Linked DNA regions of Homo sapiens: region 1 is linked to region 2. Evidence: read pairs that join two places in POLR2A ChIA-PET (ENCODE). Cell type or tissue: PC-9. All regions are shown on one strand. Links, peaks and the distances in the headings refer to the core of each region. The heading gives the core; the rest is flanking DNA.

Evidence for each region. Peaks named below come from ENCODE experiments on the same cell type or tissue, not always from the same donor. Only the 100,000 strongest peaks of a DNase experiment are listed, where the experiment ranks them.
Region 1: POLR2A ChIA-PET joins it to region 2 with 10 read pairs; 8 of 35 experiments call an interaction of 5 or more read pairs at or near these places.

What each region holds. Positions count from the first base shown.
Region 1 is chr7:129,587,550-129,595,891 of GRCh38, reverse strand. No RefSeq gene overlaps it. Among named protein-coding and RNA genes, the nearest start is that of NRF1, 20 kb to the left of the region's middle. In PC-9, for the core only: no CTCF peak of the experiment used is centred there; DNase peaks (open chromatin) are centred at 3,261, 3,831 and 6,171; H3K27ac peaks cover 2,329 bases.
Region 2 is chr7:129,487,981-129,496,322 of GRCh38, reverse strand. It overlaps STRIP2 (striatin interacting protein 2), which reads right to left. Exons shown (of 21, transcript NM_020704.3): 21 at 7,924-8,342. Among named protein-coding and RNA genes, the nearest start is that of SMKR1, 10 kb to the left of the region's middle. In PC-9, for the core only: no CTCF peak of the experiment used is centred there; no DNase peak of the experiment used is centred there.

The DNA of each region.
Region 1 (8,342 bases), core at 130-8,129, 100 kb before region 2:
AGCTAGGACTACAGGCATGCACCACAACACCTGGCTAATTTGTGTATTTTTAGTAGAGATGGGGTTTCTCCATGTTGGCCAGGCTGGTCTCGAACTCCTGACCTCAGGTTATCTGCCCGCCTTGGCCTCCCAAAGTGCTGGGATTACAGGCATGAGCCACTACGCCTGCCCTGGATGCACCTTTTTAAATTGTAGGTTTTAGTTTACATAATAATTGTACATATTTTATGGGGTACACGATGATGTTTCAACATATAATGTATAATGATGAGATCTGGGTAATTAGCATATCCATCATCTCAAACATTTATCATTTCTTTGTGTTAGGAACCTTCAATATTCTCCTTCTACCTATTTGAAACTATATATTATTGTTAACTGTATTGTACTCAATATGTATATTGAAACTGTATATTACTGTTAACTGTAGTCATCCTACAGTATTAACTGTAGGGCATTCTAAGTGCACTAGAACTTAATTCTCTTATCTAGCTGCAGTTTTGTATGCTGAGCTTGCAGTGTCTTACAGTGCCAGAAAGAAGGAAGTACTCAGGAAGAACACACACACACACACACACACACACACACACACACACCCCACACACACACCCGATGTGGTTATTACAAAGGGACATGGGAGCCAACTCAAAGACCTCCCAGTGGCCAAAGCTGGAACAATGTGGGGCAATAAAAATAGATGACGTGGCCAGGCACAGTGGCTCACACCTATAATCCTAGCATTTTGGGAGGCTAAGGAGGGAGAATCTCTTTAGCCCAGGAGTTCAAGACCAGCCTGGGCAACATAGGGAGAACCCATCTCTTAAAAAAATTAAAAATTATCTCATCTGAAGGCTCTAGGAGATAAGAAAAATAATAATAAATTAAAATTAAAATTAATTTAAAAATTGGCCAGGCATGGTGGCCCATGTCTGTGGTCCCAGCTACTTGGGAGGCTGAGACAGGAGGATCACTTGAGCCTGGGAAGTTGAAGCTACAGTGAGCTATGATCCCACCACTGCACCCCAGCGTGGGTGATAGAGAGTGAAACTCTGTCTCAAAAAAGAAAAAAATAGATGAAGTGGTATTGGATTGTAATTCAAAGTATAAAATAGATATCCATGAGTTCATAGTGATATAAACAAATGAATGAATGAGGAAAGACAAAGCTCCTATGCAGAATTCTAAATAATGTATGTAGATACTCTGCCTTCAAGGAGATGGAGTATAACTCCCCTGTCCTTAAGTGTGGGCTGAGCATAGTGACTTTCTTCCAAAAAATACAATTTGTAAAGGGACTGAGGAAAGAGTAATTTTACAGACTGTCCGAGCCAGGCGACTGAGGTTAACATCAGCAGTGATCATTCATATTGAAAGTAGGTACCCTTGATATGATGTTATGTGAATGGTACTTGACTTCTATGGTTCTAAAAAACCCATCACCCAGTCTAATCATAATTTTCTCATGAGACAAATTCCAATTGGGGGACATTCCACAGAATACCTTATCGGTACCCCTCAAAACTGTCAAGGTCATCAAAAATAAGGAAAGTCCAAGGAACTGTTGCAGCCAAGAGGAACCCAAGTAGATGTGTTGGATAAATGTCATATGGTGTCCTGGACGGGATCTTGAGACAAAAAAGAAGGACGTTAGGTAAAAACTAAGGACTTTTGAATATGGTGTGGGCTTTATTTATTTATTTATTTATTTATTTATTTATTGAGACAGGGTCTCACTCTGTTGCCCAGGCTGGACTTTTGAATAAGGTGTGGGATTTATTTATTTATTTATTTATTTATTTATTTATTTATTTATTTATTTATTGAGACAGGGTCTCACTCTGTTGCCCAGGCTGGAGTGCAGTGGCACGATCACGGCTCACTACAGTTTGACCTCCTCAGGCTCAGGTGATCCTCCTACCTCAGCCTCCCAAGTAGCTGGGACTACAGGCATGTGCCACCATGCCTGACAAATTTTTGTATTTTTTGTAGATAACGGGGTTTTGCTATGTTGCCCAGGCTTGTCTTGAAACTTCTGAGCTCAAGCAATCCACCCACCTTGGTCTCCCAAAGTGCTGGGATTACAGGCATGAACCACTGCACCCGGCCCTGAAATGTGGACTATAGTTAGTAATAATGTATCAAGACTTTTGTTTTTCAGTCTGGCATGTATCTTAGAAGTCATCTGTCCCATTCATACAAGAAAAAAGCTGAACGAACTGAAAATTAATAACTCTTCTTAGACCCATCAGAGAACTGAGGTCACAGGGCAAACTACTGCCCCCAACACTGGAGGGGCAGACTGGAAAATACAGAGAAACAGAGGGGTGTGTGTGTGTGTGTGTGTGTGTGTATGTGTGCATGTGTGTGTGATGGAGTCTTGCTGTGTCACCCAGTCTGGAGTGCAGTGACTCAATCTCAGCTCACTGCAGCCTCCGCCTCCCAGGTTCAAGCGATTCTTCTGCCTCAACCTCCCAAGTACAGGTGAACTGCCACCACACCTGGCTAATTTTTGTATTTTAAGTAGAGATGAGGTTTCACCATGTTGGCCAGGCTGGTCTCAAACTCCTGACCTCAGGTGATCTGCCTGCCTCAGCCTCCCAAAGTGCTAGTATTACAGACATGAGCCACCACGCCCAGTCAGAGAATCAGAATTCTTTTTTTTTTTTTTTTTTGAGGTGGAATTTTGCTCTTGTTGCCCAGGCTGGAGTGCAATGGTGTGATCTCGGCTCACTACAACCTCCACCTCCCGGGTTCAAGTGATTTTCCTGCCTCAGCCTCCCTAGTAGCTGGGATTACAGGCATGTGCCACCACGCCCGGCTAATTTTTGTATTTTTAATAGAGACAGGGTTTCACCATGTTGGTCAGGCTGGTTTAGAACTCCTGACCTCAGGTGATCCACCTGCCTTGGCCTCTCAAAGTGCTGAGATTACAGGCCTGAGCCACCACGCCCGGCCAAGAATCAGAATTTACCGGAGCAGAAACCTCTGCAGCCTGGGATAGGAGAACCTCAACTGTAATTGCAGGATTGCTAGAGGCTCAGCATGGACAAGTTGTTTGTGAGTTTAAAACTCTGAAGGAGCCCAGTCTCAATGGAGCACCCACACTTTTGTGAGTTTTACCTCTACCCCGTTCTCACAGTGAAAATACGACAAAAATCCTCTCATGCTTCTGTCAGGGGAAAGGGGGAAAGTAGCCATTTAGAAATACACCTAGAGCATTCTCTTCTTCCTAACAAGAGCAGCCCTCAAGGGAAACTATTTCATCATAGCCTAACTGACAGGTTTTACCACAGCCTAACTGGGCTGGGGAAAGGAAAATATCCAACTCTGACCTCTTCTAGCCTTCTTGTCTCATCTAAAGGGGGTAGTGGAGACTGAGAGGCACTTATGAAGATCACAGCTCAAGGGCACAGGCTCACTGAAAGACTGAGACCTGCGGGGCATGGTGGCTCATGCCTGTAATCCCAGCACTTTGGGAGGCTAAGGCAAGCGGATCACCTGAGGTCGGGAGTTCAAGACCAGCCTGACCAACATGGAGAAAGCCCATCTCTACTAAAAATACAAAATTAGCCGGGCGTGGTGGTGCATGCCTGTCATCCCAGCTACTTGGGAGGCTGAGGCAGAAGAATTGCTTGAACCCAGGAGGCAGAGGTTGCCATGAGCCGAGATCGCACCATTGCACTCCAGCCTAGGCAACAAGAGTGAAATTTCACACCGTCTCAAAAAAAAAAAAAAAAAAAAAAAAAAAGACTGAGACCTACTCGTAGGACTTTAGAATGCTTCCCCTTTCCTACAACTCAGGCATCTGAACCAGACTCAGATATGGCAGGGATGCTGGAATGATCAGACCAGGAATTTAACAACTATGACTAATATGCTAAGGGTGCTAATGAAAAAGGTAGGCAACATGCAAAAACAGATGGGTAATGTAAGCAGAGAGATGGACATTCCAAGAATGAATAAAAAAATGCTAGAAATAAAAAACATTGTAACAAAAATGAAGAATGTCTTTAATGGGCTTATTATACACTGGATACAGCTGAGGAAAAAAATCAGTGAGCTTGAAGATATGTCAATAGAAACCCCCAAAACTGAAATGTGGAGAAAAAAGACTGGGCCGGGCAGTGGCTCATGCCTGTGACCCCACAACTTTGGGAGGTCGAGACCAGCCTGGGCAATATGGCAATACCCCGTCTTTACAAAAACAAACAAACAAAAATTAGCCAGGCATGGTGGTGCACACCTATAGTCTCAGCTACTTGGGCGGGTGAGATGGAAGGATGGCTTGAGCTTGGGAGGCAGAGGTTGCAGTGAGCTGAGATCGCACCATTGCACTCCACTGCACTCCAGCCTGGGTAACGGAGCCAGACCTTGTCTCAAAAAAAAAAAAAGAAAAAAAGAAAAAGAGACTGAAAAGAATAACAGAATATCCAAGAACTTAGGGACAATTACACAAGGTATAAATACACATAATGGGAATACCAGAAAAAGAAGAAAGGAACAGAAGAAATATTTGAAGCAATAATGACTGAGAATTTCCCAAGATAAATGTATCAACAGTACCTTTCTTTTGGCTCTTCTCCAGCTAAAGATAGGCCAGAAGTGCTGGGGAGTTACACCTCCAGAAATAGTCCTCAGTCAACTGTCAGATGGGCGTTGAAGGATAACGACCCCAGCTTCTTTCCTCCGTAGTTGGGACGATGTGAAGTGAGTTCTCCACTGTCTCCCCAAGTTCTTCAGCAGGATCCAGCCTCGACACCCACAACAGAACCTTGCCCTATTGCACACCCTCTGTTGGCTTAACTTCCCTTCCCCGTCTCGCTTTCCTATTCCCAACAGAGGTTCCCAAGATCACTTCCCAAATAAAATATTGCATGAAAATTATTGCCCACAGGATTGCTTCTGGGGGAATCCAACCCAGTCTAACAAGATATGTTCATTAAGATTTATTACCTTTATAATAGAGAAAGATAGATAGGGAAAAAATAATCACATCTATAAGGTGTTTTCAAGCATGAACCTAAAAATAAGATTTTAGCCAGACTCTAGTGTATTCATATTATCTGAGTAACCAGGCATTGATGAATTTGGACAGCAGGGAATGGAAAGGATTTCTTAGCTAAATGAGTTAGAGTACTTTAAGTTGCATATTTGATATTTTGGTACCAGGCCCGCTGTAATGCAAAAGTTGGATAGGAAAACTTGCATTCTGGGTATAGTCTCATTATCAACCATGTGCCATGTTTTTCTTACCTAAAGAGTAGAGAAAATAAAAGTGTCCCCTTTATGTAAATAAGACTATCAAGAGTGTAAACTGCTTCAAGGTGCTTGGAATTTAATCTATATTATTATGCTATTTTTTGAACAGCTAAGTGAAATTTACTTTGTATTTTTATCTGACATATATTCACAGTGCTAAGTATTTTAGAGATGACCATAAATGCTGGGTAAATAATAAACTATTTTCAAATTATAGAGAAAGTGACTAAAACTCTGAATGAGAAAAATAATGTATTTTACTTTAAAATACATTAATGTGGAGGAAGAAAGATTAGAAGGAAATGTATCAAAATTATAAAGCAATTTATGTTTAAATGGATGGGAGAGGTTAGGGGTTTTATTTGTTTCTAGTTTCCGAAATTTTGTTTGTATGATTATATTATTTTCATAAGGAATACAGTATTTTAGAAGAATGATTTGTAGAAACAAATGATAGCAGATTTCATCAAAGGAAAGTTACTCTAGGCCAGGCACAGTGGCTCGCACCTGTAATCCCAGCACTTTGGGAGGCCGAAGCGGGCGGATCACTTGAGGACAGTAAAGACCAGCCTGGCCAATACAGCAAAACCCGTCTCTACTAAAACATACAAACATTTAGCTGGACATGGTGGTGCATGCCCATAATCCCAGCTACTTGGGAGGCTGAAGCATGAGAATCTCTTGAACGCAGGAGGTGAAGGTTGCAGTGAGCTGAGATGGCGTCACTGCACTCCAGCCTGGATGACAAAGCAAGACCCTCTCTACAAGGAAAAAAAAAAAAAAAAGGAAAGCTACTCTAATATTCTGCTGTCCTCTTGTTTACATTTGACATTTTCACAATAAGAAAAGACTGGCCGGGCGCGGTGACTCATGCCTGTAATCCCAGCACTTTGGGAGGCCAAGGCGGGTGGATCATGAGGTCAGGAGTTCAAGAACAGCCTGGCCAGAATGGTGAAACCCTGTCTCTACTAAAAACACAAAGATTAGCCCGGCGTGGTGGCGGGTGCCTGTAATCCCAGTTACTCAGGAGCCTCAGGCAGAGAAATGCTTGAACCTGGGAGGCGCAGCTTGCAGTGAGCCGAGATGGCGCCACTGCACTCCAGCCTGGGCGACAGAGCGAGACTCCATCTCAAAAAATATGTATAAAAATAAATTAAAAGAAGATTCAGAAAACCACTGTGCATAATTTTGGCAGCCACTGGATTATTAAATAGGGTCTCCTCATTGATTTTTAAGTATGTATTTCTAATAAATTTTTTTTTTTTTTTTTTTGAGACGGGGTCTCACACTGTCGCCCAGGCTGGAATGCAGTGATGCGATCTCGGCTCACTGCAAGCTCCGCCTCCTGGGTTCACGCCATTCTCCTGCCTCAGCCTCCCAAGTAGCTGGGACTACAGGCGCCTGCCAGCATGCCTGGCTAATTTTTTTGTATTTTTAGTAGAGACGGGGTTTGACCATGTTAGCCAGGATGGTCTTGATCTCCTGACCTCATGATCCGCCCGCCTCGGCCTCCGAAAGTGCTGGGATTACAGGCGTGAGCCACTGCTCCCCGCCTCTAATAAATTTCTTAAATGACATTTAACATCCGCCTTAAATTTCTTAAATGACATCCGCCTCCCGGGTTCAAGTACACAAATGAGAAGTGTAGATGTCAATGAAGTTTCAGTTAACTCACCTGTGTAAACTTCCACCCAGGAGAACTATTAGTAGTATGTCACCAGCACCCCAGATTCCCCCCTCAACACCTGACTTCTAACACCATATATTAGTTTTGCTTGCTTTTGAAGCTTATATAAACAGAAATTTACGGTATGAATTATTTTGTACCCTGCTCCTTTTGTTTAACATAGTTTGTGAGAGTAACCATATCCTATGTAGCTGTTAGTCATTTGTACAATATACCATAATTTATCTAGTCTATGATTCTGGACATTGAAGGTGTTTCTGGTTTGGTATTATTCATGAAGAATGCCTGTATATTCTTGTGTATGTCTCTGGATGCACATAAATGTGCAGTTCTGTTGGGTGAATACCCAGCAGTGGAAGTGCTTGATTATCAGCTATGTGTATGTTCAGTTTAGTAAATATTTCCAGTTTTCTAAGGAGTTTGCACCAGTTTCCACTCCCATGAGCAGTGTGTGAAAGTTGTCATTGGTCCACATTTTTTTGCCAACACTTGACATTGTCAGTCTTTCTAAATATAGCCATGCTGGTAGGTGGGTGTGGTATCTCATGGTAGTTTCAATGTGCATTTCCTTGTTAACTAAAGAGGTTAAACACCTTTCACATCCTTACTATTTGTATAATTTCTCTTTTTTGGGGGGGGTGGGGATGGAGTCTTGCTCTGTCACCTAGGTTGGAGTGCGGTGGTGTGATCTCAGCTCGCTGCAATCTCCACCTCCTGGGTTCAAGGATTCTCCTGCCTCAGCCCCTGCAAGTAGCTGAGGCTACAGGCACTCTCCACCACACCTGGCTAATTTTTGTATTTTTAGTAGCGATGGGGCTTCACCATGTTCGTTGGCCAGGCTGGTCTTGAACTCCTGACCTCAGGTGATCTGCCCGCCTAGGCCTCCCTCCCAAAGTGCTGGGATTACAGGCGAGAGCCACCATGCCCAGCCTCCTTTAAGGGACTTCTAGCCTGGGAAGGGAGCCAGACATTTACACAGGGAAAGGTGATCAGCAGCACTGACTGGCAGGAACTCTTAATGCCAAATGTAGTAAACACGAGGCCAGAGGCAAGAAGGCTTCATTCTTCCCTGGAGTAGTCAGAAGGATTCACAGAGAAAAGGGGACTGGGGGTGTGTGTGGGGGGTTTTTTTTTTTTTTTTTTTTTTTTGTTTGTTTGTTTGAGACTGAGTCTCATTCTGTCACCAGGCTGGGAGTGCAGTGGCACTATCTCGGCTCACTGCAACTTCCACCTCCCAGGTTCCAGCAATTCTCTGTCTCAGCCTCCTGAGTAGCTGGGATTACAGGCTCCTGCCACCACACCCGGCTAATTTTTGTATTTTTAATAGAGACGGGGTTTCACCATCTTGGCAAGGCTGGTCTTGAACTCCTGACCTCATGATCCACCCCCTCGGCCT
Region 2 (8,342 bases), core at 77-8,076:
TAAAAGATATAAAGTACAAGAAAGCATGTTTTGCCAGTGGACAGGCAGGATATAAAATGGTCTAGTGATGATTGAAACAATTTCAGTGGCAGGACTGTTTTCTATCAACCAAATGGATCTTCAGCCTTTGCACGGAAGAAAGCCTTAGCATTGATCTGCAGGGAGATAAGGAGAGCTGCTGAGGTGGGTGGCTGGATGGTAGACTTTGTTATAGCACATAGTTCAGATTCTTGCTAGTATCAGAACATCATTGATTACATATGCATTTGTCTTAAATGCCAGTTTACTTAAGAATCACTTAATGTTTAGGACCTTAGATGTTTATTCCACAAGAACTGAACAAATCTTCCTGTGTAAAGTGGAAGATGTTAAATTTAGATAACTATTCATTCTCACATCAGAATAGCACTAGTTAATTTTATCTATTTATGAATACACATCCTTATGTCTTCTTTATAAATAGTAATGCTAACTGTGCTGTTCTTTTTAAAAATTACCAGAATTGAAGCATGCATTCTTAGAATATCCAAACTTAGAATATTCTATCACTATCTTTCTTAGAAGTTACACTTAAAAATTCCTATTTCCTCTTTTCTACTCTGGTGACATCTTCTTTCTGTCCTTCCTTTATTTTTTCTTTCTCTTTTTTTGTTTCATTAAGTGCAATAGTATATCACTGGATTCATTTCATGATAGCCCCACCCTTGATAGTCCTTATATTAAAGAAGAAGTTACAGAAAAAATAAACCGTTCTTTGTAGGTCATTTCCTCTGTTCACCCACTAGGGTCCTAGCAGTGAGAATGCAAGACCTTGGGATACAAGGCCAGCTGGGGCAGACTTAGGAGAGGAGTCATTCATATCCAGGACAGAGGTCAGCAAACTCTGTGAAGGGCCAGAGAGTAAATATTTTAGACTTTGTGGGCCCCGTGTCCTCTTTTTTTTTTGAGATGGAGTCTCACTCTGTCACCCAGGCTGGAATGCAATGGCATGATCTCGGCTCACTGCAACCTCCGCCTCCTGGGTTCAAGCGATTCTCCTGCCTCAGCCTCCTGAGTAGCTGGGACTACAGATGCCCCCCACCATGCCTGGCTAATTTTTGTATTTTTAGTAGAGATGGGGTTTCACCATGTTGGCCAGGTTGGGCTCAAACTCCTGACCTCGTGATCTACCTGCCTCGGCCTCCCAAAGTGCTGGGATTTCAGGTGTGAGCCACCTCGCCCGGCCCTGTGTCCTCTTTTACAACTACTAAACTGTGCTGGTGTAGCATAAAAGCAGTTACAGGCTATGCAGCGCATAACAGCATGTTGGTTAATGGTGGACCACATATACAACAGTGATCCCATAAGATTATAATGGGACTGAAAAATTCCCATCACCCAGTGATGTCTTCATGATCCTGACCCTGTGTAGGCCTAGGTTAATGTATTTGTTTCTGACTTAGTTTTTAACAAAAAAGTTTAAAAACTAAAAAAAATTAAACATAGAAAAAGCTTAGAGAATAAGGATATAAGGAAAGAAAATATTTTTGTACATCTGCACAATGTGTGCGTGTTTTAAGCTAAGTGTTATTACAGAAGAGTCAAAAAGTTTAAAAATATTAAAAAGTTTATAAAGTAAGTTACAGTGAGCAAAGGTTAATTTGTTATTGAATAAAAAAATTTAAATACATTTAGTGTAGCTTAAGTGTAGAGTGTTCATAAAGTCTGCAGGAGTATATAACAATGTCCTACACCTTCACATTCACACACCACTCAATTTCAGCCCTGCAGTCTCCATTGATGATAAGTGCCCTATACAGGTCTACTATTTTTACTGTATTTTACTTTATTTTTACTGTACCTTTTCTATGTTTAGATACACAAATACTCATTCTTGTGTTACAATTGCTTGCAGTATTCAGTACAGTAACATGCTGTGCAGGTTTGTAGCCTAGGAGCCATAGGTTATACCATATAGCCCAGGTGTGCAGTAGGCTATACCATCTAGGTTTGTGTAACTACACTCTATGGTGTTTGCACGAGGACAAAATTGCCTTATGATGCATTTCTCAGAAAGTATCCCCATCACTAAGCAACGCATGACTGTACAAACCACACGTAAACAAATGAGCACATCTGTGTTCATTTTCATGTGTCAGAACATATTTTTCTTCTTTGGATTTTCCCCAACCATTTAAAAACGTAAAAAAAAATTCTTAGCTCATGGGCTGTATAAAAACTGGTAGTAAGCTGGAGTTGGCCCACGGGCTGTTAATTTGCCAATCCCTGATCTAGAGAGTTAAAATGCTATTTATTATTCTTGCTGGGGGATTGAGAGGGAGGGGAATGAGGTAGGAAAAATAATAGCAATTATTGGGCACTCATATTTAGTAAGCATTCTCCTAAGCACTATATATAAAAATCATGTATACTCATTTAATACAACCATAGAAGGTAAGTAGTAATATTAGCCCCACTTTACAGATGGGGAGTCTGAAGCATAGAGAGACTAAATCATCTGTCGCATATCACACAGCTAATAGAGGCAGAGCATGATACAATAGCTCACCAAGTTGGGTCTAGCACCCTCTATCTGAGCCATTATGCTGTACTGCCTTTCTGGGTAAAATGTTATCTTCTGGTAAAGACATACTTTCACAGGCATCCACATGGAAGATCTTTGTCCTGCCAGCTCCATTAAGCATTTGAACAAAAAGTTACAGAATGTTTGAAGTAATGTTTCCATTTGGAGGCAAGGGGACAGATGGCACTGTCTTATTTAGTAAAGAAGTCACTTTCCCTGAAGGTGTTTGAGCAGAGGTGGGATGACTTTTGTAGTCTTGCGGTTCCCTAGAAAGACTTTGGTTATTTTCTTTTCTATAAAATAAAAGTAAAAATTTAAAATTCTTGATTTTTGAAATTTAAATCTGGCTAATTACTACAGGAGCAAACAGCCTGAACACCTCCCCATAGCACACTCGGGCACCATCTCATTACATTTACAGGATTTGGGAGTCTGAATAACCAGAACTGCTGGGAGGAAATGATACGTCAGACTGTTTTGACCTATTGCTATGGGAACTGAGTGAATCTCCCTTAACCCCATCCCCACCACCACACACACACACACACACACACACACACACACACACACACACACATGCTACACATGATTCTTCCCATCTATACCCTTCTTAGGTGAAAAGTATTTGAAGGTGGTGTTAGGGAAGACTTATTTATTAAGTAATTAAAATCATATATTATTAAATGAGTATAATAATTTATAGTCATATGAGAGAATATTAATATGGAAAGATATCCAAGACAAATGGTAAAGACATAGAACAGCATGTCTTGTGTTCCCAATTGTGTAAAAAAAAATGTTGGTAGGGAGGAGATGGATGAGTACTGTGGAAGTTTTCTGAAAGGATAAAAAAATATTGATACTCATTACTTCTGGGGAACAAGATAGGGATCTGGATGGGAGGAAATTACATTTTTCATTGTGTACTCTTGTATCCTCTGAATTTTTAACCTGTATATTCTTAATTAAAATACCAATAAATGCAGAAATGTGTTATTCAACTGGATACCTGCTTCTTCATGACATATACCCTACCCAAGCCAGAAAATCTTTCTTGAATCTCCTTTGACTACATTTGCAGTTGCAAGCATTTTTCAATTAAAAATAACCTCTCCTGGGACTTGCCTTACACTACTAATGATGACAGAGAGGGAGTAAATGAATCATTGTTGCTATTTGTTAGATTTTTGATGAGTGTTAGTGGGTAAAGTGGGTTGAATGGTGGCTCCAAAAAAGATTTGTCCACATGTGAATCCCAGGAAACTGTGACTATTACCTTATACGGCCAAAGATGTGATTGGGTTCAGGATCTTTAGAGGAGGATCATCCGAGGGGGCCCCAAATGCAATCACATGTATCCTTATGAGAGAGAAGCAGAGGGAGTTGAGGGAGAAGGGGAGGAAGAATTGTGACCACAGAGGCAGAGACTGGAGTGATGCACCACAAGCCCAGGAATTCCCAGAGCCCCCAGAAGCTGGAAGAGGCAGGGAACAGATTCTCCCATCTGAACCTTTTGAGGGAGCACCTTCCTAGTGACACCTGACTTCAGGCACCTGGCTTCCACACTGTGAGAGAGAATAAGTTGGCCAGCCGCAGTGGCTCATGCCTGTAATCCCAACACTTTGGGAGGCCAAGGTGGGTGAATCACGAGGTCAAGAGTTCAAGACCAGCCTGGCCAACATGGTGAAACCCTGTCTCTACTAAAAATAGAAAAAATTAGTTGGGTGTAGTGGCAGGCACCTGTAATCCCAGCTACTCGCGAGGCTGAGGCAGGAGAATTGCTTGAAGCCGGGAGGCGGAGGTTGCGGTGAGCCGAGATTGTGCCACTGCATTCCAGCCTGGGCGACAGAGTGAGACTCTGTCTCAAAAAAAAAAAAAAGAGAGAGAATAAGTTTCTATTGTTTTGTTTTTTTGTTGTTGTTGCTGTTGTTTTTTGAGATGTAACTCATGTGTTTTCCAAACATCACCTATTGGGACTTACCTATACCAACATTTCCAGAAATAATTTGCATGTTGTTACAATGCTTCACCAATATCAATAGAGCTTTGATCTCTTTGTTCTACTCTATTTTATAGATTACACATTTCCTTATATTGTTAAACCACCACCATATAAACAATCTGTGTTGAGTGGTGAGATAAGGGAGGTAAATTATTCTCTTCATTCTTTTTGTTTTTTTTTTTTTTGGTTCAGAGAAAATGGGAAAGGAGGAGACTCAGAGGCAGATAAAGTTTATATTTAATGTATAGATAATAAAATCATACTGTAGCCATTTTTACTCTCAAATGTCTTTTTGAGGTCTCTAATGTTGAAAAACATCATATAAAATATGTGCTATGGCCGGGTGTTGTGGTGCATGCTTGTAATCCCAGCTACTCGGGAGGCTGAGGCAGGAGAATTGCTTGAATCTGGGAGGCAGAGGTTGCAGTGAGCCGAGGTCACACCATTGTACTCCAGCCTAGGGGACAACAGTGAAACTCTGTCTCAAAAAAAAAAAAAAAAAGTGCTATGGTTTGAATGTGTCTCCCAAAGTTTGTGTGTTGGAAGCATAATTCCCAATGCAATCATGTTGAGAAGTGGGACCTTTAAGAAGTCATTAGATCATGAAGACTCTGCAATCATGAAGGGATTGATGGAGTTATTGTGGGAATAGGTTGATTATCTCAGGAGTGGGTTCTTGAAAAAGGATGAGTTTAGCCCTCTTTTCCTAGTTCTCTCTAGTGTGCTATCTTGCCTTTCTGCCTTCTGCCATGGGATGATGCAGCATAAAGGCCTTCGCCAGATACCAGCGCCATGCTCTTGGACTTCTCAACCTCCAGAACTGTAAACCATATACATTTATATTGTTTATATAAAATTATCCAATTTCTGGTAGTCTTATAACAGAAAACAGACTAAGACAATATAGTTGTCCCTCAGTATCTGGAGGGATTGGTTCCAGGACCTCCTAAGGATACCAAAATCCTTGGATGCTCAAGTCCTTGATATAAAATGGGGTAGTATTTGCATATAACTATGTGCATCTTCCTGTATATTTTAAATAATCTCTAGATTACTTATAATACCTAATATTAGGTAAATGCTATGTAAATAGTTGTTTTACTGTATTGTTTAGGGAATAATGACAAGAAAAAAAAGACTACATGTTCAGTACACAAGCAACTTTTCTTTTTTTTTTTTTTTGAGACGGAGTCTCACTCTGTCGCCCAGGCTGGAGTGCAGTGGTATGATCTTGGCTCACTGCAACCTCCGTCTCCAGGCGATTCTCATGCCTCAGACTCTACAGTAGCTGGGATTACAGGCATGAGCCACCAGGCCTGGCTAATTTTTGTATTTTTAGTAGAGACAGAGTTTCACCATATTGGCCAGGCTGGTCTTGAACTCCTGACCTCAGTTGATCTGCCCATCTTGGCCTCCCAAAGTGTTGGGATTACAGGCATGAGCCACCACGCCTGGCCTCACAAGCAATTTTTAAAAATATTTTTGATCCACCATGGTTGAATCCATGGTTGTGGAACCCACGGACGTGGAAGGCCAACTGTGTGTTAGCATTAACCACAAGTCAGAATAGTACCAGCTGCTAAAGAATCTACTGGGTGTTTCACAAATGTTTTTAGCAAATTCTGTATTTTGTAAAACATTCTTTTACTACAGAAAACATTCTATCACACTTACACTATTATCAAAAAGTCTGACCTGGACCTATTATTGTAGGTAAAGCAGATGTTAATTGGTGTGCCTAGGATTTCTGAAATCATGTCAAGACTTTCTTTGCCCCTGCAAACCACCCTAAACACATACTTATCACCTATGTTCCCAGAGTCCCAGTGTGGCAAGTTTTATACTTCACATAGGTTTATACTTCATGTAGCCTGGGTATCAAAGTGACACAAATTTTATATAATTAAGGAATACAACTTGTTTTGATATATGTATACATTGTGAAATGACCACCACAATGCATTAACTGTAAAATTATCAAAATGGAGTCACTAATGTCAAATCTAACAAACAAAACGGAGCTGAGGCCATGGAGGAGGGGCCCTCATTCGAGTATGCCTATGATGGGAACTATGCAAAAAATTCCTCAAAACCACAGTATTCCAGATAAGTCACTTACACAAGGATACTCAACTAACAATGAATGTCTCCACCCATGAGCTATTGCCAACTCTGCAACAAGCCCCTGTAACCAATGGTCTTTGTTCCAAAACAGTTTACGTGGACTTCTTTTTGTTTTTAAAAGCTTCCCCTTTGCCACAACTCCTTTGGATGAGCCTGTGGTCTGCCATAGCATGCATATCCCAGATTGCAATCCCCTGCTATTCCCAAATAAACTCTGCTTTGGAGAGTTGGTCTCTGTTGTTCATTTTAGGTAGATATATCTTGTTGTTTAAGTTAACAAGTCACAGGATCAAGAAACACTTCATCTACACCTTCATCTAGATGAGATCCTAGAATTTAGGTCTCACATGACTGGATAAGATTTTTGGTCTTCCTTGAGGAGGGGCTGTGTGTTGTGTGTAATATAGGAGCAGATATTCATGACCAATTCACTTTCCCTACTTATGAGAGTATTATACCATCCATGTTTGCCACTCTGTAGGTAGAGTATGCTTCTCCAGTCTCATGTTAGGCTTGTCCATGTGATTTGCTTTGGTCAATGGTATATGAACAATTTGATTTACACCATATTCAAGCAGGAGTCTGAATGTGCTTGCATGGTATGGTTTGTCTCTTGCTCCTGCTCTTCACTATAAAAAGTGTATGTCCCAAGTAGGAACTATTCCATCAGTCTAGTGCCAGAGAAAGAAGACTGTGGAACAGAGCCAAGCCAAGCAAGCCAAGGTGAGTCGAGCAGAGCTGCGGCTAACTCCTAGACCCATGAACAAGAAACGTTTGTCAAAAGTCACTAAGATCTGGAGTTTATTGCTTGTATTAGTCTATTCTCAGGGAACACTCTGGGGGTAAAATAATATTTTATATATTAACTTTATTATATCCTTCTTTGTTTTTGAGACGGAGTTTCGTTCTTGTTGCCCAGGCTGGAGTGCAGTGGCGCGATCTTGGCTCACTGCAACCACCACCTCCTGGGTTGAAGCGATTCTCCTGCCTCAGCCTCCCAGTAGCTGGGATAACAGGCATGCACCATCACACCCGGCTAATTTTGTATTTTTAGTAGAGACGGGGTTTTCACCATGTTGGTCAGGCTGGTCTCGAACTCCTGACATCAGGTGATCTGCCTGCCTCGGCCTCCCAGAGTGCTGGGATTACAGGTGTGAGCCACTGCGCCCGGCCTATATCCTTCCTTTCTATATGACTTTGAGTTTCTCTTGTGTTGAAGAATTTAAACACCAAATTTCTAATTCCAGCTCATTTTATTTTTATTAAAGTGCTTCAGTAGATGAACAGTGTTATCAACAATCAACACAAACTTTACTGAAATATTCACAAATAAAAATCCTCTGTAAGTCACTAAAATGTTTTTCTATGTAGTAAAAGTAATCACCATTGGAGACTGGTGAATTTGAATTTATTCCTAACCACATACATGGTTTATATATTAACTTTATTATATCCTTCTTTGTTTTTGAGACGGAGTTTCGTTCTTGTTGCCCAGGATGGAGTGCAGTGGCATGATCTCGGCTCACTGCAACCCATACATGGGTTCTCAAATTGGAAGATTCAACCTGGTTACCTTAATATATGGGGCTGGCTGTCAATACCTGAAAGCTAGTCCCAGCAAGTCTGTGGAAAAAAATGATGTGATTGGAAACT